Regions from separate parts of the Mus musculus genome. Here region 2 is linked to region 1. Evidence: chromatin loops called from intact Hi-C (ENCODE). Cell type or tissue: heart. All regions are shown on one strand. Each heading gives the region's core, and the rest is flanking DNA. Links, peaks and the distances in the headings are about the cores only.

Evidence for each region. Hi-C counts contacts between places; a loop is a spot of excess contacts. Peaks named below come from ENCODE experiments on the same cell type or tissue, not always from the same donor. Only the 100,000 strongest peaks of a DNase experiment are listed, where the experiment ranks them.
Region 2: it touches region 1 in a loop (3-fold over the local background); 2 of 42 quality-filtered maps call a loop at or near these places.

The regions. Positions count from the first base shown.
Region 1 is chr9:29,214,918-29,227,747 of GRCm38, forward strand. All of the region lies in intron 1 of Ntm (neurotrimin), which reads right to left. Among named protein-coding and RNA genes, the nearest start is that of Gm15520, 190 kb to the left of the region's middle. In heart, for the core only: no CTCF peak of the experiment used is centred there; a DNase peak (open chromatin) is centred at 5,754.
Region 2 is chr9:29,280,421-29,293,250 of GRCm38, forward strand. The region is part of intron 1 of Ntm (neurotrimin); the gene reads right to left. Among named protein-coding and RNA genes, the nearest start is that of Ntm, 130 kb to the right of the region's middle. In heart, for the core only: no CTCF peak of the experiment used is centred there; no DNase peak of the experiment used is centred there; H3K27ac peaks cover 857 bases.

The sequences.
Region 1 (12,830 bases), core at 2,299-10,298:
CTATAGGACTGAGAAAAATGTGTTGATGAAGAAATAAGTTCAACTGAGCGCTATGCAAAAGAATCCTTCCACAAGATGGGGAAGAATGACATGAAGAGACAGAAAGACTAGAGGCTGCAGGAAATGCCACACTGTGGATAAAGGGTCCTCAAGATGGAGCTGTCACTGGTGGCAATGAAGACATGGGTCTGATGCTCATTTAAGATTCCTCTTCCCTCTGATTTCTGCCAGTTCCTCAGTCATCCTTGATTTTAACAATGAACCCAAAGGACTCCATGGGATCCTTCAAAGTAGGTATCCCTTTATACTAGAAAGTGACTACTCACATGGTTGTGGGGGACAGATTTACTGCCTTTGGTCAAACTAGTTGTCAGTTACCTTCACTGATATCTTATGATATTCTGGAGTGAGGAAGTCTTGCCCAGTCCATCTCCTTCTCCTGCCTTTCATGTCCCCCAGCCAATAGTGGAGCACCTGCCTGGAGGCTGCTGATGCAGGTGTGAATGAGAAGCCAATGCTTCAGAGCACTTGTGCTTCTCCCCACTCCCACCCCCTGACACTTGGACCAAGAGTAGAAGGAGCCATGGAGGGGGAGATGTGTACCTTATGCACATGGGCTGGCTTTCAGATGGAGAGAATTTGGGTCATGATATTGAGTTAAGATAGCTTCCCTCCTTGTGATCTCCGGATGAAAATGCTATTTAAATGCAAATCACAGAGGCATTTATTACAACCATGGCAATGATTCCAAAGTTATTTAAAAACCAAGTCCCTGGGTCTTACGAACACCCAGATGAAGTACCTCACTCGTGCTGGGCCTGGGCTGCATGGACAGGGCATATAACAATATAGAATATACATATACATTTTATATACATATAAAATGAAAGCAAGCAAGTCCTTGACTTTATCAAAGCTATCTGGCAGTTTTCATGGTGTGTGTGTGTGTGTGTGTGTGTGTGTGTGTGTGTTTATGGTGAAGGTGATGAACAATGACTACGAGGGTGTCTGTGAAGAACCACTTCCAAGGTCTCACCAGGGTAACCTTTCCATGTGTCTAAAGTCATAAGAGATGGTCCAATGGGCCCAGCAGGTAAATCAAGTGTCTTCCAAGTCCTTTCTAAAGGTAACAAGCAATGCTTCCCCTCCACAGCTATTTCTCGAACTGTGACCAAGGAAGATTATCTCTGCCATCTTGAAAATAAGAAAGCAGGGTGCCTGTTATTTCATCTAGAGGGTGACTTACAACTGCTTCCCTGAACCATGCAGTGCCTTCCTATGTAATGTGCTATGATAAAGAAAGACTTCAGACATTGCTTCTCATGTCAGCACAGGTGATCAGGTCCAAATCTCAGCCACTGAGAACCTAGGAACATATGATGAGAAAGCATTGATTCTTAGGGAAATGTGGATCACAATCACGGTTTGTCTTGGTGCTGCTTGTTAGTCTCCAGCATCAACTGTTCCCTCAATGGAGAGCTGTGCACTCTACCAGCCCTGCCCCATTTCAAGACCGAAGCCTCATTTTCTATCAGTTCAGAGAAATGCATAAGGTACTCTAAGAAATTCCAAAGTTAACTAAGTAAATGGTTCTTTTACTTAAAGAAAATGTCTTTCTCATTCTTTTGTCATTTATTTTCCCGCTAAAAGGTTAGCCATACACTTCTATATAATATGTCTCCAAGTTGTTGAATTCATTCAAGTGTATAGACACTAGTTTCTTTCACTTGTCTATCAATGCTGTATAATAGATCAGGCGAATGACGCACGATTGCTTCATCTATGGCCTGTTTAACATGCATTAAGCGGCATAGCTGTGTCTCAGCCTGCGTCAGTCACCAACAAGGCGGTACGACATAAAGAAGGCTATGTACTGCTAGATGACAAAGAAGGGCAGGGGAGAGTAGTTCTGCTCTCTTTTAGAACAACCAGGGCTACAAACATGAAAGGGATCTTGTGACCTTTTGTTGTGCTGTGTAGTAGCTATTTATAATCTGAGTCATCTGTAGCCTCCATTGAACACAGCAAAGTTTCCCTTATCCCTTGCCAAAATGCCTATATTCGTATCAAACTGGTTCCCTTATGCCTCAAGCACAAACCATTGAAAACCTCCCCAGAAAATATAAACTTGTGGTAATATATCTTCATTACTAATCATGATTACAGAGACAGTCTCCACTTTCCTGGTGGTGGTGAGTGGCTTGCTGGAAACCATTTATTATTCTATTTCACAGACTGAAGAAATTAGATAGGACATCTTTAAAAGAGTAAGTCTGAAACCTGGTGCATCATTTTTTTCTCAGCTGACTTTGGCATTTGAGGCATCTACAGTTCTTTTTAAAAAGGTCAATTTAGGCTCTCCCTGATCTAAAACAACCCCATTTTGCACAGGGGAGACTGTGAGTTGCTAGTTTGGCCAGGACTGCAGAAATCCTCAGCACTGGGAATGGAGATGGGAGATCCTTTGTAAGCATGCCCACAGGCTCGGGGATGTCTTCTTCATACACATTACTACCATAGACTAAATCACTTCATTGACACCAGGGATAAATTGATTGAATTTAATTTTAATTTTTGTCATTGTGTGTCTGTGTGTATTGTGTGTGAATTTGGGCATGTGCACAGGACAGAGGAATGTTAGAAGATGACTATCAGGCATCAGCTCTCTGCTGTCACAGTAGGTTCTGAGACTCAAAGTTGGGTCATCATGTCTGCAAGTCAAGCACTTTTGTTCTGTGAGCCATTTTGTTGGCCTGAACATTTAAGTCACTGTCTCCCTATTTTTAAAACAGTATGATAAAATTAAACCTTACTTCCTTTCCAAGAAGATGATAGGAGAATCTCTTCTGTGTGAGTTAGTATGTTCAAGAAATTACAGTGTTTGTTCATATCTAAGTTGGAAATATATCTAGAAATTAAAGTATGCATTAATGTAATTTTTCTAATAAGAAGTAAAAGCATACCAAGTTCATTAAATTATTTCTTGCTATAAAAACTTAACCAAACATGAATATGAGTAAAGACCTTTCCAGAGAAGACATTTAGCTGAAAGAGGAGAAACCCCAAGCCCCATGGTACAAACATCCGTGATCTAAAGAATAAACTGGGCACATGCATAGTTATGGTCATACTGCAGCCATCTGTTCACGATCCAACTCTCCAGAGACACAAGTGTCCTTGGCAGAGATGAGTCATGGTGAGATCTGAAAGGATGTTAATTACTAAGCTTACTGGTGCTAGGAGCGCCAAGCAAACTGTGCTGACAGGACTACATGCCTCATTGTCCCATCGAGTGTTCATATTCACTGGTCCAGTTCTGAGTCTGCACCAGATGTGGTGTAAGGGGCAAAGCTACAGCACTCAGAACGCAAAGCCCTCCTCCTTCCTCAAGCTGAGGTGCTAGTCGGAACCCCGAGAAAGGGTGATTTTAGAAAGGCATGGTATTCTGAAGACAGCACACAGCACAATGGACTGAAGAAGGGCAGTGGTTGAGTTGAGTGGATATGTTGGGACTGTGCCTTTATAGAAGCACATCTTTGGGAGAAGACATGTGTCTTGATCTCTAAGAGGTAATCAGGAGGTATCAAAATGGAGACCTGGGTCAGTCTGAAGAGAGTCGTGCAAGCATGTGGTAAGGAGCAAGAATGTATGGGGCATATTTTCCATAACCTGAGAGTCGATGAGTGGAGTGGGCTACATACTCCATCCATCACCGTCGACTTGTATAAGTATATATAGGTAGGGGAAAGGGCTTGCAGGTCTTGTTGGTAACTATCCCCAGTTTTAAGTGTAAAAGTTTGGTCAATGGTCTTAAATTAGGGAACAACCTGGTATACAGTTTCTCTCTTAAAATGATGTTCCAAGTTTTCCCAGAGGACGGTGTACCACAAAGAGCTTGGTAGCAGAGAGGCCAGTTAGGAAGTTCAAGACTCTATGGCCGTTTGACAATGGTGAGCCAAAATACAGGTTGTGGAATTAAGAACAGAAGTAAAGAATAGGAATACACTTTGCAGGTTGATTAGAAATAAGGGAGATGTCGATACATGGAAGAGCAGGAATAAGAGGGAACACTACAGTTCCATCCTGAGAAGCCTTGTAGAAGGTGTTATATGTTAGTGAGATGGAGAATTCTCCATCACAGGAGGATGAGGATTCAAGAGGAATTAGTAATTCAGTTTTATATTTGCACCTATGGTGCACTGATGGAGTCACCGGTTAAACTCCTTCACCTTGGTCATGACTGGTACGTCTGGGTAGGGCTATCTATCAAAGCACTGTTACTGTAAGTACAGGTGAGAGAGAAACAAAGCTGTGAACTGACACAAAGTATCCCAATTATACATATGGAGCCAGGCTACAAAAGGAGACATGGGCTTGGATCCTTCATACACCAAAACTCAAGGTAGTCCCAGCAAAGCAGGACAAAGACAATAAGAAGAATGGTAAGCCCTAGAAACCCAGAAAGCTGGGCATAATGAGTTCTAGACTGTTCTTAGACTAGTGGCTAGAAAGCTGTTGTTAGCTCATGTGGGAAAACAAAAACACACAAACAAAAACCAGCCTTTTTACTTACACCATATTCAGCTTGGGTACATTAAAGAAGACAGGGGAGTATCAATCAATAGATATGAAATTCTTGTGCATACCTACGTATGCATCCTGTGAGAAGACTCTAACTAGAAATCAGGAGAGGGCATTGACTGGGTGATAGTCTGTAGTCATAAGGCCTAATCCTTTTTCTTTTAACCAGCGGGTCCAAAGAAGAAGTCTGACTTCAGACTACAGGGTAGTAGTATGGTACCTGATAAGTAAACACCTGGTGTATTGAAGAGTGGCTACAGTGTTGGGAGGTTCTATATATTTTGGGGATTTCTAACTTTCAGAATTCGTAGATTGCACGGAGAACTCAGAGAGCTACCCTGCCTCTACAAAAACTCATAATAAAATAGCAGAGACAGCAACTTCCTGTGTTGTATGTGTTTATGGGTAAATGATTACAGTCACCATTCCACTCAGCTCCAGCAGATCATGCAGCCTGACAACATTGGAGGAATGGTCTGCCCACTAGGGAAGGGATGCTGTGGATGCTGTGGGTGCTGTGGATGCTGTGGATGCTGTGGATGCTGTGGATGCTGTGGATGCTGTAGATTTGGGGGTGGGGCTGTGTGTGCTGTGGATGCTGTGAGTGCTATAGATTCTGTGGGTGCTGTGGATGCTGTGGATGCTGTGTGTGCTGTGAGTGCTGTAGATTCTGTGGGTGCTGTGGATGTTGTGGATGCTGTGGGTGCTGTGTGTGCTGTGAGTGCTTTGGATGCTGTGGATACTGTGGGTGCTGTGGGTGCTGCAGATGCTGTGGGTGCTGTGTGTGCTTTGGATGCTATGGATGCTGTGGGTGCTGTGTGTGCTGTGAGTGCTTTGGATGCTATGGATGCTGTGGGTGCTGCAGATGCTGCAGATGCTGTGGATGCTGTGGATGCCGTGGATGCCGTGGATGCTGTGGGTGCTGCAGATGCTGCAGATGCTGTGGGTGCTGTGGATGCTTAAGAGTTTCCCTGAAGATCCACTCCATTCTGGACTTTTAACATCTCAAACAAAATCAGCTCGTCGGTCCTAGTTTGTTTAAACTCTCTGCAGACAGCTTATAGGTGGGTGTGGGCCCAGACAGATGGGATGCCGCAGAGAGGAAGCTGTGTAAATGCCAAGTGGCCAGGGCTGTGGCCAACCTGGAAGCCTTCCTGCGGGTACTTCTGTTTACTAACCTCCTGTCTTGGCAGCGCCTTTGGTGTGGTCACGTGGCTGCTCCACATGGAGCCGCTTAATTGCTGCCAGTGGATAATCTGACCCTTTGAATCCAGATGGCTGAAATCTCCCTGTCATGGACGTTGATACCCCTTCCTGGGTAAAGCGGCTTCCTTATTACATGGGAATGAGTCCCCTTTAGGTGGACGAGCTGAAGACTGCCGTTGCATAGAAGTCGGGTAAACAAGACACCAAATGTAAAGAGATGAGAAGGTAGAGGTGTTTGCTTAGTGGGCACTGCTGTTCTGCCCCTCTCGTTCCTGTCATTTGAATGTGTTTATTTATAACTCAACATTCAAACTGGTAGCTGAAAGCTTTCAAGTGAAAATGTAGGTCAAGTAATATTATGTGGGATAATGTCAATTGTTTCAGCTTCAGGGAGCAAGTAATTGAACCTTGCTATTTCACTGATGGCTACAGGCCAACACCCACCCTCTTCTCCACAGAGCACTTGGTCCCAGTTTAGCCTCCAATCATTAACTTCGAGATGTCTTTGCAGAAAAGAGGCTGGGTTTAGAACAGAGACTCGGAAGGTTGGCAAAGATGATTCACTTGCTCTGCCTCACCCCTCCTGAAGGCTGGCAAGGTATTGTAGAGAATGCCCTGGATTTCTTCAGCTGGAAAGCAACCTTAGGTTAAGGAGAAAAAGATGAGGAGAGTTGAGAACTTCCCCAAGCCCAGGTACCCCAGCAGGAAGCAATCAGTTCAGTACTCTGGGGCCTGGACATCAAAGCTGTGAAATGACAGAAACCTGCAGTGTCAGCTAGCCAACTGCCTGGGACTCCAACCTGGAGAGGTCAGCTCAGGATAATTAGAGACAATTAGCCATGCGTCTGCTGCTTCAGCACCGGGTTTTATCTTGGAAGCTGGGGATCATAGCCCTTCCACTGAGGCCCTTGGGTCTTTCCTCCTTTCTACTCCTGCACCTTAACACAGGCTTCTGTTCAGCCCCGCCTGCCTCATCTCTCTTTCCGCTACATGATGCTCCTCACACTCTCTGCTCTTCCCACTGGATTGATTTCTCTTTTTGGGTCTCCCCCTACTAAATAAATTTTAATAGCTTTCTTTTCTGCGCCAGTACAGACGGGCTCATGTTCTAACCATACGTATTAAATTAATAAGCACACATTTATTTATCCCAAACTTACCAGTGCTTCCCCCTGGGAGTTTTCTGAGTTCAGAGTCTCTATTCATCCTCACTAAGTGGGCACAGCTTCGGGGAGGAGCATTGTAATATTGGTTGTGCTCAGTCTTCTGGGCTCAGAGTGTGTGCCCTCAGTAGGGCTTCCTTAGAGGCCAGGGATGGGAGGAAGGTGGTAGAGACTGGGCCAAAGGGAGTGATCTCTCAGTGAGAGGAAGAACACACAGTCCGAGTGACAGTGCTGGGCTTTCCAGAGGCTCAAGACCACCCAGTTCACTCAGATTCCTGTTGGATCATCTTTTAAAGGAGTTAGTGTTTTTAATCTTTGCTGCCTTCAAAATATTTATGTAAGAAAAATAGAATATAAAGTAAGAAAGATAGATAGAAAAATGGAAAAAGGAAAAAAAAAGAGACAAGGGAAGGGAGAGAGGAAAGATGATGGATAAAGAAAATTAACTGCCCCGTAATCTCAGAATTATTCAGAAATGTCTACTTTAAATATTGTAGCAAATATTCTCACATTTATCCACAATGTTCAGATACACGTGGTGTTATATGAAAGTGTGACATGGAGTTATATTAGGCAGACTATTTGAAGATGAAAGATGCCATGGGCCAGGAATCCCTCCCTGTAAGAAGGCCATTTGCAGACCTATCAAGGATAAAGGAAAAGGCAGTTAATAACCTCCTGCTTCTGGCCAGGCCACTGCATCTGTGCCCCCTTGACCCTCACACCAACCCAGAAGAAGTTTATTTAGTATAGAGGATATGGAATCTCAGAAATCAAGGCTGTCTCTCAACCAGATCTACAGCCAGTGGGTAGCACATTCAAGACATGGGTCTAGGCGGTGGCATATGATGACTGACATATTTTTCAGACATATGTAAATTCTGCAGAAATCTCTGGAATGGAAGACAGACATGTGCCTTCACTTTTGCTGGCCTCCAGTCATATATAACTGAATTAGAGAGAATAAAAAATATAATCTGAAGATCATTTAACAGTTCAAAAGTTAATTAGCCTGACTGAGGGTAAGAAAGTGAGAAGGCATTCTCGTCAAAGTTCCTGAGCCTGCAGTGGTGCTCTCCACAGCAAGAAAATGCCTGAGATTAGAATTGCTAGCACACACACACAAAGGCAAAGGCGTCCATGCCGCTAAGAATTGCATGTCTTCAGTGAGCTTTACTTGAAGCCACAGTGGGCCCCAAAACCTGTGCAAGGGCCGCATTCCAATCTGGACGAAAACACATGCCAACTGGTTTCAGTCAACTCTCGTCTTCTCTAAGCTTGGAGAGGCTGAGTGGGGTTGTGCTGTGCCCGCCATGCCTGTGAGCATCCAGGGAGTCACCTCCAGGAACATCTGCTGCCGATGTTCAACACTAGGCAGGATAGGGATCAGATGAAGGCAGACCCTGGCACACTCTGCTCTTCATGAGGCCAATTTGCATTGTAGATGCCTCAGGCTCCCTGGGGCCAAGGAATGCAAGGCCTTTACAGTCCAATTTGGCTCTGCCGTGCTCAGTTCCGAAGGAGAGAGTTGCACTTAGTTTAATGGCTTGACACCAGGCTCGTGATGTGTGCAAGCACCTGGAAGTTTGAGGGAGGCTCTATTCCAGGATATGTGGAGACAGGCTCCACACTGCCCACAGCTCTGGGACCAGAGGCTGTCACCAGCACAGCAGGGCAGCGATGCCAGTGCCGGCTCAGGGGGCATGTCTAGAAATGCTTAGCATTTCCTCTACTTAGGAAATGTCCTTCATGAAAGTTCTGCTGACAAGTTGTTCTTCCCTCAAAATGAGGCAGAATAGATTCCATTAGGAATCTGATATGAAATGTATACTTTATTGTGTAAGTGGCAAAACTAAGCTACAATGTGGAATGCAACTGATCTGAAACATATGAGTTCTTTAGGGAAAGATGATGTCTTTGACCACCTCCTGATTAGTAATAAACTAGCCAGGCTTCCTACTCCATAAAGAAGGTACGTTTATTTAGCTTATAGTTACAGAAGCTGAAAGTCTAAGATTAAGCAACCCCAGGTATTCTAGGGTCTCCCTAGGCTCCTCCTAGGTTACATTATAAAATAGTGGAGAAGGCAGAAACCACCATGTACAGGAGAGGCCAAATGTGTGGTGTGACCACACTTTATACCAATCAACTCCCAAGAGAACCAATTCATTCTGTAAGATCTGTATTATTCCCTTCTAATAATGGCTCCCAAATGGCCTAATTACCTTCCCCCTAGGCTCTAGCCCTTACAGGTTCGACCATTTCTCAGTATCACTACGATAGACAGAACACCTGAAATGTGGAGCCCATTCCAAACGTAGCAGATATCTTGCTTGTGGTTCACCTGAAGGGACATCGGCAACCCCCTTTGCTCATTGGGAGAATAAATGAGAGGCACCTTGTATCAAAATCTCAGAAGAAAGAATTCTTCCTATATCAGATGCTCTGAGGGATCATTCCTGAAGGATGAGTAAAGAGAAGTCAAGGAGAAAAAAATGGAAAGCATTATGGGGAAGGCACAGAGGCACAGTACAGTTGAGAGCAGAGCAAACCATGGGCAACTCCATCTTCCTGGAGTGCTAAACTCTAGTGCCTAGAAATGGGGCTGAGAGCCCAGAAAGAGGGGTTGGTTCAGAGAGTGACATGTGCTGCTCCAAGAAGCTTAGACACAGAGATCTAGGAGTATAGTGAAAGTTGGTATTTTGCATAATTCTTCCTGCAATCCTGTTCAGGATCCAGGGATGGAAGGTTGGGCTTAACAAGACAGGTTGAGGGGCAGTGGAGATAGTAAATCACCATCTTAGTTAGGGCAAGAGATACTAAGGGATACAAATTATATCCCTGATGATAGATACACAGGGTAAGAAGGAGGCAGTATCAGACTGGCAGAATGTGGCGAGAAGAAATAGGTTTCTAGCCTGTGCTGTGAAGAACTGACTGTGGTCTCTAGCCTGTGCTATTTACAGTTGATTGCATCACAACAATGCATCTTCAGTCTATCCTATTCTGTTACTCTGCCCAGGCAGAGTAAATAGGAATATTAACTTATTGGACAGGTGTCCACTGAACACGGGCTTCATGGCTGATTCCCTGTAGCTTTTCCCAGAACATAATCCTGTGTACAGAACAAAGGAGCAGAAGGCCAGTGGTACCAAGGAGTCAGGTCACAGGTCAGCAGAGAAGAGAAGGGTGATGTCACCCTGGGTTTTCTTTTGTCTGAGTGAGCAATCTCTCTGCGGTAGAACACCACTGTCAAAATCAATATTGAAATAAAAGGGTGGGGAGGACCAGAGGGAGAGAAAAAAGCAACAACTGAAGTCCAGAGAGGTAGGAAGGCTGATCAATGGCCTCAGGAACAATCCATACTAATTATGGTGATAAAAAGCTGTCAGTCAATAGCCTGGATATTAAATTTAGTGGGTTGGAGACAACAGGTCTGCTTTCATTTCCCCCACCATTTTATTTATTGAAATACTCAGATACAAATGAGCATTCCGCGCTAAGATTGCATTCTTGTTTCACCTGCTTTGAACTGCAAATGCTTTCATAACTGGATTGAAAAAGCTGTCATAGTCCCCTCTACTGTGTCTACTCGGAAGTCTACCGTCACCATCGGACGGACGGAATTCCATTTTGTAAAGTTTGACAGTGATACTCATCATTAACTCACAGCTGATAGTTCACCTTACACATCTCAACACGGCTTAAAAATGTGTGTGTGTACGTGTGTATATGTGTGCATGTGTAAATGGGGAGTACTCGGAGAATAGAAGGAAGATTCCTGAGCAACAAGAGAAAACAGGCAAAACAGCCAGCCCACGTTGCAGCAGCTCATGGTTGGAAGTTGCACTTCTGTCAATGCCATTCTCTGAGACTCCATGTGATCAGATGGCGAGTGCAGAAGGAAAGGACACAATGGGCGTCTAAGAAGTTAATGAGGAAGGCTCACTCACACCACCACTTGTGGTTCCAGAAGCAGGGATTCAATCATCCCTGAAGCAGGTGCTGGAGGCACAGCTCACTGGGGGCTTGCATATGCAAACTGAACCTTTGACTGTCTGGGTCTGTACTCTCTTCCCCTGATTATTCTTCTGCCAGGGCCAGATCCCGTGGATGCTAGCTAACCAGCCTCTGAATCAATCTCCACTCAGAAAAACAACATGAAGTGCATATTTTATCAACCATGCCGATCAATCTTGCCTAGGGTACTAAACAAACTCTGTTAGGCCATAGATTACTTCCAGGAGAGATGGCAAGGAGGCAAGTGGGTGTGGTTATCAACCAGGTGGATTTCAATGAAACTCTCCTTTCCTAAAGCTCTGCTAACTTGGGCAGTGGAAACAAAAGGCCTTGGAATAGCAGATTTGTAGTTATCTTGTCTATAAGGAAGACTGGTTTAAATGCTGTTGAGTACCAAAAGAAGGACTTGGCCCACTTTGGGGGAAGTGGAAGAGAACTAGGGAAAGGATTAGGCGAGCAAGGATTGGAAGATTTAGGGAATAGCCAGTCTGGGTAGTGGGGCTCCCCTTGGTGTTTTGGTGTGGGAATGTAGGGCAGGTGCAGAGAGCCTACTGTTACCCACATTTCCCCAGTGAAAATGCAAATGCCTGCCTCTTTCCAGAGATCATTTGTGGCATTGAATTTTACATAGATTCTCAGTCTGTTTAGCATGAGAACAGCAAGGTGCCCTGAGAGTCCTGTTCCTTAGGCCTGTCTGAATTTAACCCTGAAGGCAACGTTGAGCCTGGTGCTGCTGAGGAGGAGTCTATAGAGTCCAGCGATGTGAGATTAAGAAGAACTGAGGGTTTAGGTGAGAAGGCTGCTGGCCCATCTCCAAATTGTGTGCCTGCAGTGGGGTCATGAGATCAACAGATTAATCAGAAATTTTTAAAAAAATGAAAGAAGATAGACAAGAAACTACGCAGGTAGGATGATCACTAGTAAAATAAATTTCATGTCATGAAAAAGATTTGGACACCACTGGCTTGGAAGCACTTTACGTCTCCTTCCAAGTGCAACAGGATGTGGTTTTATTCTTCCAAACCTCAGTAGGCAGCCTCTAGCAAGCCCCGCAGCCCAGTCCCCCACCCTCCCAGTCCCCCAAAGACTTCCAGGCTCCCTACTCTGGTCAGCAGAGTTTGTTCTTTCTCTCTCTCTTTCATGTACAATTTGATTTTGTCGTGTTGCTACAATTTCTGTTTCGATAACACAGAGTTAATTAAGACACGATCTCTAAGAAACAGGTGGCCACAGGAAGATAAGCACTGAATCTTCCAGCTGTAAACAGCGAAGTCCCCTGACCAGCTTCCAGCGAGCTGCTGCTGTTACAAAGAAGACATTCCTATCGTCCCTAATCAAACATGAATGTAATGTTCACGTGAATATTGAGCACATCCCATGCACACTGCTGTGGCTATGATCAAAACAACCCAGTCTGTGGTAGACAAAGGAGGCCATATACAGGTGGATAGGTTCTCTTCTGCTCAAGAATATCTGGCCAAGGAGACATGAAAACCAAAATCTTACCCATCAAACTATGTGCATTTATTAAGGATGCAACCCTTAGGGAAATTTGCATGAAATGCTATAGATTCACAAACTTTTGCACTCTGGGGTCTGTATTTGGCCAAAAGACAAAAGGTCTGTTTTGTAATTCCTCAGAGCATTATGAGACCAGGTCTGCCTGGCATCGTAATTAAATATTGAAAAGTCAAAGCAAAAGCAAGGCATTAGAGTCAGGAAGGAGCCACAGTCAGACCCATCTGAGAGGCACTGCCTAGGACACTGTCTCAGTGCTAGCATCCTTATAAGTAACAACTAAAGTGCAAAGAGAAGTTGGCAGGGCACAGTTTCAAAATGCATGTCGGTGGCCCTTCCCAA
Region 2 (12,830 bases), core at 2,572-10,571, 66 kb after region 1:
GATAACCAGGGACTCCTGGATCTTTCCTTTAGCTAAAGAGCAACCTGTCAGTTCAGGAGAACTAGCAGCAAATAATACACCACTGTCTTATAGGTCAATCCCTGATGTTTGTGATTTACTTAATTTTCTTCATGTGATAATGTTCCCATTTCTCAGATGAAATAGTAAAGCCTTGTGATGGGCAGTCCTTATCCAAAGTCAAGCTGATAATTGATGGGAGAGACAGAACTTGTGCCTGATCTTCCGGTTTTGATTCCCACAGGCCACAGCACTAGGGATTCTAAAGCAGGGGACATATTTACCTCAGATGCTGATAATAGCCATGCCTCTGCTGCTGCTGTGGCTTACACAGAGCAGCAAGACTTTGAAACCGTGGCTTTGCAAGTGGCTGTGCATCCTTACCCACCGAGAGACAGAAATGCATCTCAGGGAATTATAGCCTAATAATCTCCCAACTCAGCACATTAATAATAACCTGAGACAAAAATAAAACACATGGCCGACTGTCTAGGTTTGTCTAAGGATTTTCTGAATGCATCTGAGGGAACTGGATGCACAAAAGCCCTTCACGATCATGTCAGAATGACTCTATCCTTCATTTCTGCATTCTTCTCCAGCCACGCCTGGATGCTCTTCAGTTTGCCTCCATCCCTTTGCTTACACTCTTAAAAGTCAAAACCAGAGAAACAGGAAGTTTTTTCCCCCAAACAAAACACCTTTTTGTTTCTTTCCTTGTCACACACACACACACACACACACACACACACACACACACACACACATTACACAAGATTAAAATGACAGAAAATATCCCAGAGATACAGGCTGCTGTGTTTCATACAGAGAAAGGCTCCAGTCTGAGAAACATAAGGAGATTGTTTCTTTTAAATGGTGAACATGGAAGACTGTGAGTAGCTTAAATTTATGAATAGAAGGAAACACTGTCATTTACTGGAGACCTACTACGTGACTCCCATGCACACAAACTAGTTTAATATTACAGCAGCCACAGTGCAAGTCATTTACTTCTTTATAAACCAGCAAGGAAATCAAGTGCATATGCGACATTATTACAGCTAGAGAGTGGTGAGGCAAATCTATACCTGACACCAGAGCACAGGCTTATATTTAAGTCTACTTCCCTTTCTCAAGATGAGAACAGAGTTAGGTCACCCACTGACAGAAAAACATCCTGGGGAAGCGGAAAAATTTGATCAAAGAAAAATTATGATTATTAAATTGTAATTTCTAGAGTTTGAAATGAACCTATCTTTATTTGCTTGTCCAACAGTCTCAGTGAGTTGTATCAGAACAACCTACTTCAGTATGAGATGTTGTCACAGAACTTTGGCTTAAAAGGACAGTGCATAGCTCTTGGAGCTAGATGGTCTCACCAAAATTCCCAACATTTTATATGCTGGTGCTATTCCTATTCTTAGTAGAATGCCCATATCCTAGGGTTTCTATTTATGTGATAAAACCTTATGACCAAAGCAACTTGGGGAGGGAAGGGTTTATTTCAGCTAACAAGTTCCAGATCACACTGTATCACGTAGAGAAGGCAGGGCTGGAACTCAAATTTGGAGCCTGGAGGCAGGAACAGAAGCATAAGCCATGGAGGATCATTGCCTACTGGCTTGTCCTCATGGCTTCCTTAACTTCTTTCTAGAGAACTGAAGGCAATCATCCCAGGGTAGGGCAGGCACAGTCCATAGTAAAATGGGCCTTTCCATTTCAATTATCAATCAAGGAGATGCCCTACAGATTTAACACAAGTTACTCTATCCATTGAGGTTCCCTCTTCCAGAATGACTCAACCTTTTGTCAAGTTCACATAAAACTAGACAGCACTCTCCAAATACTTCCTGGACAATGAAGGAAGGATATTCCACTAGGAAGTATCCCAAATGCATCCACTTTGTTTTTTTCAGTACAACTCCTATACTATATGCAACTCCTATATTAGCTATGCTTTTGAATTGTTTTTGTAAGTACTTAGCCTTGGTCTGCCTTATCCACATTTTCTAGTTCCAGTGGTTCATGAAAAACCTGCAAGTAAGCATCAGGTTTCTAGTCCTACTAAATGTTCCTGCTTCCCACTCAATATTCCTTCTGACTTTACTGTAAAATAATTATTTTTATGTCTTGCACGTTTGAGTATGCCGTACGTGTGTGCATGCATGTGGAAGTCAGAGGTAGACATCAATTATCTTGTATGATCACACTTCACCTTACAAATTTTGGCAGATACTCTCCCTTTAAACCAGAGGTTCCCCCATTGGGCTATGCTAGGAAACCAGCTTGCTTCAGGGATTTACCCTACAGTTTTCTTAGCCACATACCTCTTCTTTCACTCATTCAGGCTTCATCCATCGAGACTCAGTTTCCCCAAGTCTGCTAGCTCTGCTTGATCCCTCAGATTTTACTTCCTCTGGCCCCATCTGCTGAAGATTTTTCTGATGTGTTTTCTGGTCCTTTTTGCTCCATGTGTCTTCCAGTGGCACACGTAGAGCAACCAAGGTAGAAATTGTGACAAAAATCCATAAGAGACTATCCTGGTATTCCTCCTGGACTGAGCTCCTTGGCAGCATCAATTTACAAAGTCACTGCTTTCACAGAGATCAGTGCCATATGTAAAGCAATACAACTAAGGTTAGACATAAGTCAAATGTGCAAAATATCAATGGCTGCTATGGAAGGAAGAAAGAAGACTCTACAGGGCCATGGGTCATTGCAGCCACAGACTCTTGATGACAAAGTAATGTCTTAATGAAAAAATAAAAAATAAAACCCCACTCAGTCCTCAGTAGAACCCTAGGGGTAGGAGAGTCCAGAATCACTTTATGGCTGAGAAAACTGTACTCGGGGAAGTTAAGAGAGTACCTACATGATCCAGCTTGCAAATGGCCCTGCTCCAAAAGGTCTTACAAGTCTCGGAGCTCAACAATCACTACGTCAGAGACCATTCTCAATCCAATCCCTCCCTCTTCCAGCTGGAAAAAAATCACTGCATATTTACAAAGTGGCAGAGTCTAACCATGCCAGAAAAAGACTGGTCAAGGAATTCATAAGCTTAGCACACAAAATCAGAGAAGATGGATTGATTGAAATAAGCCAGAGTTCCTACTGAGCATACATTCTGATGCCTTCAGACTTCTGTGTTTCTAAGGGAAACTTGGAGTTGCTTATGCTAACCTTAAGTTCAAAGACACCAAGAAATCAAGAATAGCAACACAAGGCATATGCAAAACGTTTCTGCACAGAAAAGAAGCACTTTCAACCTATCCATATGTGCATGTGTGTGAGTGCATGCACTTGCACATGCGCGCATGTGAGCACATGGGGGTTGGTGCGCGCGCGCGCGCGCACACACACACACACACACACACACACACACACACACAAAATAATATTTTGTTTGCAAATCTGCCTATGTACATAGTTAATGTGGGATCTGTTTGCAAACACAAATTAGTTTGGTGCAATTACTTTGTGCACGGACATGGAGTTATCCGCTTCAGTAGCTTAATAGCATCAAAAAAGACTGCATACCAGCATATGGCTGTCTATATATAATCACAGTATTACCTGCACACATTAGTTACATAGAAGTTACATTATAATTAGCACCATTCTTATGTCATTGGAAGGGGAGGAGAGTGTTCTAATTAAATCAGCAAGGTGTTTTGGTGGAACAACGAGTCACAGCATTCCATCCACTGAAATGTGCCAACTTTTTGCACCCTATATTGTGGGGAAGTTGTTTTGTGACAACATTGAACATTTTCATACTGTGTGCCCCTGTTTCCCTGCCTTCAAGACATATTGTTGCTTTTTGAGTCTCCTCTGCAGCTTGAGAAGTCATCAATCCCATCACATTGGGAAGGACCAGAGTAACAGTCTGGTCCATATGACAATTGTTGGACTACTGTCTCTGACTTGGAATCTAGGACTAACTCCCAAACCTTATCCCCATATCCACATCATGATGCATCTGACCCTTCTTTAGCTGCAACCAACGTGTCTCACTCAGTCCGTTTTCTCTAAGATTAAAGAATGAATTCATAATGCAATTCTCAGAGGTTGAATGGGTGCTGAACTTCTTAATTCATTCATAACCAATAAAATCAAACTCTTCTAGGTCGTTGAGTAAACAGAAGCTAGTATTTAAATATCTTCACATGGTTTCAAGGATGCAGGCAATTAAAAGTAGGTTGCCTCCTGAGGATGTAATTCACTTAAACCCGTCAGGGTGAATTGAGCCAGGCTGTGTCATATGAGCTCCAGACACCATTTTCTGGGTGACATTGGACAGTGTACTGAGCCTTCCCTTGATTCCTCCATGATACTGAATTATACACATAAATGTTTTCCTCTCCTTTTTCATTATAAAAAATAATTTTTCTTCCAACAAGCACTGTGTTAATATGAGCTTCAAATTACAACAGGCAGTGACACCATCTTGGGGTTGATATTGCCACAGTGACTCTGGATAGAATGGGCCAGAATTTTCCTTACACCCAATTTCCCCCATGCTGCCAAGTGCAATATTGTCTCTATCCTCTTTTATAGAGGAAATGTGAACTTGAAGCCTAGGGGAGGGAAGCCACGGGATGCTGTCATTATCACCAAGCCAATTGAGGAGAACAAATAGCATCACAGCATAATCAGCATCTTATCCCAAATCGCCCTGTCCTTCCTCCCCAGTACACCATTTAACACTCTATGCAGAAGAAACTAAACATTCTTTGTAGCATAAGATGGGAAACAGACCACAGAAAAGAACAGGATAAGAGATCACTGGTGTCCATCAGGAACAAATGACCATGTAATAACTCTGTAATTACATGGTAACTAGAAGTGATTGAGCCTGTAAATTATATCCTTGTCACCCCTGGGTAATGATGCAGCTCTATCTTCCATCTACAGAGAGCTGCAGCACATGTCCACAGACACTGAGAGATAAGGGAATTCTGGGCTGTTAAAGCAGATTTGCTGCTGCTGATAGGTGGCAAAGAGACAGGCTGAAATGTGGGATTTAATGATCTTCCAGTTGAGGCATTACAGGCTCACCAGCCATAGCAAGACATCCATTACCCAGCCAGCACCCATCATCCTTTTAGCGGGGTTGATTAAGACTTTCCAAATTAAAGATGAAAGCAAGGGGTCTGTGAACATGTGCATTCAAAAATGTTACACATGCCTGTGGACACACACATGTGCATAGATGCATTCATACATACATAGATACACACACACACACACACCACAGACAATTTATACTCTCTCAGGCATTTAATTTGCAAACCTCTGAAACGTCACTATTGTGGAATTTTACCAAATATTTTAATACTGTGAAGAATATTGTCTATTTCTATGCAACATTCTCTCTGGGACCATTATGCAGAAACATTAAGAAATTTTGCATGGTAGATCATTCGGTAAATATTGTTTGACAGCCGACTGTTCATACAATGTTCTTTTAGGTGTTAGAGGAAACAAAGAAGCATAACACTCAATTCTCCCCCTCAAGGATATGAGTCCACTTTCACAGATAATATAAATACATAAAACGCTGAATTATAATGCCACAAGGCAGTATATAATTAACTGCCAAATGACTGGTATGGATAATGAGAGCTACAGAGTAGAGAGGAAACTCACTTTACTGTAGTGCAATTGTAAATATAGCATCTTATAGACGAACATGAACATCTTCAAGAGCCCAACTATCAGTCTCATTTAAGCTCTGTTAGAAGTGTTCATTTCAAATTTCTCTCTGTTGACAGGCCTCCTGCTTTTCCAAAGGCAAACAACAATAATAGCAACAAATAGATAGATAGACAGATAGACAGATAGATGATAGATAGACAGATAGATAAATAAACAGACAGATAGATGATAGATGGACAGATAGATGATAGATAGGTAGATAGATAGATAGATAGATAGGAGTCTTCAACAATAAAAGTATAGAAAGAACAGTATATAAATAGTAGTCTCAGAAATATAAACATAAGTTTAACATTGCCTGTAACCAAGATAGTAGCCAAGTGGAAATGTGTTAGTGATGCCTGTATTCCTCAGCACAGTGCTTGTTACATGGGGTGCAGATGCAGGTTAACTGTTCAAAGTTATGTGCACATTTGCTAATCAGCACAGGAGTTTAGTGAGGAGACCAAAGGCAGGAAAACTGCACACTCAGCAACTTAAGAAACTACAAAATCTTTCCCCAAACATGCAGCCATGGTGAATTAAATTGGAGGGGACAACCCACGGGGTATTGAGAAGATTCTCTCAGACAATACGGGGGGGGAGGGGGAAGAATATCCTCTGCTCTCTAGGTTTGCTACCCATCCTTTGGATGATGTTTAAATCAGGTTAATGCTAATATAAAGCTACTTCCAAGGGTTAACCAAGAGAGGCCCTGTGGTCCTATCTGGATTGGATAGAAACCTTCTTTCTATTATTTAGTGGCCTCTTTGAGCAAGTGCTGTATACTTCAGCTTTCTAGTCACAAATCACCAATGTCCTTACTGATGTATGATGTGCACTGACCTCCCCTAGTATTTGTCCTGAGGTTAGTCACGAGGGACCTTCAGGACCCTCATGAAACCTAGTTGTTAGACAAACTTAGACAATGTTATCCAAGAGAAGCTGATAGTTGGTCTATGTACAAGAAAGGAAGGGATAACACTATATCATCTGTATTTTTTCATAGAAGCTCTATAAAAACATGAGCCCTAGTCTCCAAATCAAGATAGAATTAACAGTTTCCAGATCTTTAAACACTTGTAAGTTATCAGGGATTTTTTCTTCTTCTTCTGTGGTAAATTAATGCCACATTAAGAAAAAAATATCTTTGCATTAATACAATTGCCAGGGTTTGAGTAAAGTCAATGAGAGACATACAGTTTGATAATGACTCCAAAAGTACCTAACTTAACAATGGTCTCTATGTATGTTATATATCTGTGGGGCATTGGCTCCTTGCACCCAAAAAGAAAAATAAAAAGAAAATATGGGGATAACCCCTAAGAGTCTTCCTAAAGTGCATTTCTATACACTGGAGAGGCTGTAATGACTAATTCTTCCAAAAGCTCGTTAAGAATAATTGAATCCTCAGCCTTAAGTTGCAAACAAAGGTTATGCCACTTCTATACTGACTAACCCACAACGGGAGAAACACCCAGCAATCTAGGCTCCTACCTACCTCTTAGTCATAAACATTTTCTTTCTGCAAGGGCCAAGCAGTATCTGAGAGACTGTCCTGTAACCAGGTTGGCTGATCTTCAGAGGCCTTTGTTTGCCTTCTCATGCCAAAGTTGCATCCTTGATCTGTAATGGAACCTACCCATGAAGCATCAGATCCACATTGTGTAATCCTACAAGAAGACACCCAAAAGAAACAACTGAACTGGTAGAAGATTTATTTTCCATATGTTTTCAGAGTGTTATAGTCCAACAGGGAGGTTATTTGGTGGCACAGCAGCGGCATGGATGGCAGGAGGAGCATTTGGGAAAGGCTGTTCACATGGCAGTGGTCACAGAAGTGAGGAAGCAGAGGGTGGCTAAAACTTTAAAGGCATGACTCTGGCGATCCATATACCCCAATGAAGCCTTACTTGCCAAGGTGTCCAGAACGTCCCCTGAATAGTGTCCCCAAGTGCAGGACAAACATTCAAAGCCTGAACCCATGAGGCATTTCAGATCCAACCCATAGTAGTCATAGAGATGGAGGACTCATCAAACTGCGTATAGCACTGCAGTCTCTCACTGCTGGCAGGAAACAGCTACTTGTGCTGCTCAGATCTCAATGGTGCTGACAGGCTGGACTCCTCTCTACACCTGCAATTTTTATTTTATTTACCGGGGCCACAAGATCGATACAGGCTCCCCTGGCAACAAAGCTTTCTGCTTTGCATTGGAATTTATTTTCAATTGCTGCTGGAAACCATTATCACACAATAATGTCCATTCACCACTTATGATATCTCTTCAGCTAGGCAGATTGCCAGGTATTTGACTGCCTGACACCAAGTCCATTTGGTGGATGACAAAAATAAAACCTCACGATGCCTGGAAATAACAGGAGACATACTTATCATCCAGCCATGGATGCCTGTGATCCTCTGGAGTTGTCAGAGCTCATGTAAATCACCCTGTGCTGCTTGCCTGAAGCTGTGGGTCCACTCTCATTATCTGTATATAGTGAGTGGGAAGAAAATACTTTCCAATGGAGCAGACTTAACTACGAGTTGCAGAGGTGAAGCTCTGAAGGTAGGAAACTAGTATGAGTCTAAGGCTACTTTGGGTCATGTTTTACTTAAGTTGGAGCCATTGATCACATGATACCACTGGGATGTTCACAAGTGTTGACTGAAACCCTTGGCGCCAGACTAAGTACTTGAGAGTCACCGGAAAAATACCTATTTCTGTCTGAGAGAAGTTTAATTTAGGAAGGTAGATCAAACAAGTACACACAAGGTAAACACATTGGGACACATGCAAAAAATGGTGTTTCCACAAGTAACAAAGCACTGTACCCTGGATATACATCCAGAGGCGGCTTCTTAGAAGAAGTAACATTTGAATCAGGTGGCTTACCTAATCTGTAAATGCAAATGTAGATACTGATATTATGGAGAACAACTGACTGTAACATAAGTCAATTCAGTAGTGAGCCCATGTTGAGGTAGAGACTGAGTATAACACATATGATGATTAAGTTAAAAAGTAAAAGTTGAGGCTTAAAGGATAAGCCTACATCTTTCTAGTTACTAGGGGATAGCTCATTTTCTATGTGTTTGTTTCAAAGAAGTAGCCCGAGGAGCTGAGCCTCAGTTGAAATCAAGGTCAGTGGGAGAAATGGTGAAATAAGACAGGCTTTGCAAAAGAGCAAGCTCAGAAAATGGAAGAGACTTACACTAAGAATATCTCAACTTGATCGTTGATGAAGTTGATGTTTATGGGGTCAGAACAGCCCAGGAGGATGAGAACATACAAGGAAACAAGTTGACAACAGTCTGGAGCAGTGATAGTGAAGAATGAGGCAGATGACAAGGTACCACAGCAAAAAATAAAGAGATAAGAGGGAGGAAAAGGAAGGAGGAGGAGGAGGAGGAGAGAAGTCATCACAGAGTTGGTGGTGAACCAAGCAATTGAGGCATCACATTAACACCCAGCTGTGCACTTGGGAGCTTGGGCGGGTGGTGAACACATGTGCCCAGCACTCACAAACTTGTTGTCAGTGAATTCCTGTACCCACGGCAGCATGATCACAAGTTCCAGGCCAGTGTGGGATACATAGTGAAACTATGCCATCCCCAAATCAAGAGCTAAGATGGAGCTCAGGGAAAAATTGTGCACTTCCTTAACACCTGTAAGGCCCTAAGCTTACTCCCTACTGCTGCAGAGAGAACGCCGGAGAAGAAAGGGAGGGAAGGATAAGTAAAGCAAGGAAGGAGGGTTTGTTATTTATGTTAAGAGTCAGAGACTGTTGATCAACACAGCTTTAATGAATATAACAGAATGCATCCATTTGGTTAAGGAATGAATGGGAAAGAAATGGTGTGTTTATTTTAAAAATGTCAATTAAGGACAAATGTAGACATATACAAGCAGAAAAGCAAAAAAAAATGGGAGAATGTGAGCAAAGTAAATTTTAGAGGAAAGCCTGGCAGGAAGCAATAGGATTGGAGAGTTGCTCACAGAAAAGACTACAGAACAATGTCTAAGCAACTGGTATTTCCAACTCCAAAGACAAGCCATGTCTGAGTCTGCTAGAACTCTCCCATAATTCTGCATTGGTCTGCTCCCTGCTGAGTGGTAGAATGCATGTCCACCTAGGCAGGTTTATCCTTACCATGTCTGTGCAGGGCTTGTCCTTGTGACCGTCTTTGGCCACAGGCTGCTTGCAGAGGAGTGTGCTCAGGCTGGAGGCATGCCATCATATAACTCAATCACTTTGCTCTCTGTTTTCCTTTTAGAGCACAGTTCTACTCTATGTGCAGGTGAGTTGCATCTCTTTAGCCTCAAACTCAGCATAAAACCATGTAGATCATCCTGAGCCCAGTATACAGGCTACAATAATCTCTATCAATCCACAAATTGAGAAGTATAAAAGAAATGGCTATCTTATATATTTAAGAGATTTGAAACTCAGCATTATTACGGTCAATAGCTGACTAATTAATTCAATAAGCTAACTTCCTGCTACCTCTTGGCTCCTAGACTCTCTATCTTTCATCTTCTTCACTTTGCCCAAACCATATCTGTCCCTTAACCTTTCCCGATGTCAACCATAGCACTGACACAGGGCCTGTACATACGCCACTTTCTCTTGAAAAGCCAGTATGTAAGTGGTCTCATTCCTCACTTTTTTCACATTCTATGTGGATCTTCCAGGACTACCTCTACATCACTGGCTTACTGTTTACTCTTCGCTTAGTATTATTTCTTGTATAGGAAGTGCACGCCGTGTATTTGTTTATACACAGATCTATCTATTTAATTATAAATTAAATAATGGGTAGTTGTATATAAGTACATATAATTAATTTGTTAAACATGGTTTATTTTCTATCCTATAAACCAGCACTCAACTTGTGTGTACAGCCTCATTAGTAATTAGATAAACAACACTTCAGTTTCAGCTTCTTGGTCACATAACAAGACATTTTATAACTGTGTGTGTAACATGAAGTGGTCTGGGAGATTTTATTTTGCTTTAGTAGGTGTGGGGTAGGTGAGGGTTTTCAGAGTAGCTGTAAGGAGGGTTGGACAAGGTAAATTTTAAAGAGATGGGAAGGCCATGTGTTGATGCACATGGTCCTAGTCACCTCTAGAGCCCTTGAGGACTGCTCCACCTGAGGACAGCCACTTGTAATGGATATTTACAATTATGGCCATAGTAAGAAATAATTTAAATGATATTTTCTCTGCTTCGCTTAATAAGACTGAGCAATAATATATTTTAGGAAAAGAAGTCAATCAAAAAAGATTGTAATGTTTTCAGATCAATTTAAAGGATGATAGCTCAGTGCTATGACAAACTCACTCATGTGGAACAGGGATGGTGCTTTATAAATATGACCCTCTTATACAAACATGAAGATCTGTAATGAATTGGCTGATTATTCTTTCCCCATGAATAATACACAGAATTGATTTTATGCCCGTGGCCCTCTTTGGTCATTTATTACCTCCTTTGTATGGTTTGCTTTAAAAAAATATCTGTTAAAACACATAGTAGTAGCCACCAGTCAGTTGCAGTTATGTCCTCCATTTCCTTACAACTTAAGACCCATATGGCTCCTTTTCTGTGGTTGGAATGCATGAACAAGATTTGTTAACCAAACTTCACCAGAACAAACGACTTCGCATTTTGTCTCTCATCCTATGAACCTTTGTACAAGCAGATAAATAGAGTAAACCAAGTCTCCAGTTTTTCTTGGAGTCCTCAAAGTAGCTAGGACTATACAGGTGTCCCCAGGAGCAGGAGCTCAGCACCAAACCCAGTACCAGTATAGGGAGACTCAGAGGCATGGGCTATACCGGCAGAGACCCAGCATATTCAAGTATGAGAAATATAAAGGGCCCAGCTTTAGGAGGCCCCTGACTTTTATAAGTTTTATATCTATGTGCTCTACTTTTATGTTCTTAAAATTAATATCAGAAAACATATTTCCCATATGTTTCCGGCAAGAGTAAGAAAAACTGACTGACTGGAAACATGTCTGGGGTCGTCTGTTCTTACTGAGGACCGCCCCAAAGGAGAAATCATTTTATTGGGGCCTAGGACCTGGGAAAAGGGAAAGACAGAACTCCAGCCACAACTAGCCTTCTGGACTCACCTGAGAGCAGAAGATGCACACACAAACAGAAACATACTTATGAAGGTCACAGTCACAGGCCATAAGCCCAAGTAAACTACAGGCACTAGCAGTGTGCTTCACTGCAGAGCAGTGGGCTGGGAGAGATGTGAAGAAGATAATTGTGTAACTCAGATAACTGTGTTGATACCAGAAAAGGTAGATAACAAGAAGGAAGAGGGGAATGCAAGGTGAAGGCAAAGACCTGGATGCTCTGAAGAAAAGCAGATCAAAAGTACAGGGGCAGATCTAGAGAACGACCCTAATGCAGGGAGTGCAATGGCCAATGACACATGGGGAAATCTGCAAACATAGATGTAGGCTCTTCCTTAACCAAAGTGCAGAGAGGACAAAGGATGGGAAGAAAAGGAACCAAATACCCACATACACACTGTGTGGGTCAACTACAAAAGAATGGATCCATGCTGATTGTAGCTGAAATAGAGTGTTATATCTTGTGACCCAGGAAATCCAAGTCAGGACAAACATGAACAATGGTTCTTTAATTGCTAATCTAGACCTCAAAGCTGTGTGTCTACTCCATTTGTTTCTAGCCTAATTTCTCCAAAAATGATTTTCTAATCCCCAATAGCATTTTTCTTCTCAAGAAAGGAAAAGAAGAAACCACTGTTTTCCCAAGGCCCTGCTTCCTAATCAAAATCCAAGCTAAAAACCAAACAACACAGAGCCATACCAAAAGTAATTACCTTGTTCTCAACACCAACTGCTGTTGATAATATCTGTGAATTATCAGCATTGGTACCTAGAAACACTCTCCAACCCATGACAGGATTTTCCTCAGCACAGTAAGTACTGTATGAAAGCAGATGAGGGCGTTCCTGCAGATGAAAGCCAATGGAATATCTTTCATTTTCAAAAAAAGTATCTGATAAATTTACAAGAGAAAATAAGATGACCTCCACATCTGTGGACTCCTTTCACCTAAAGAACAGCATT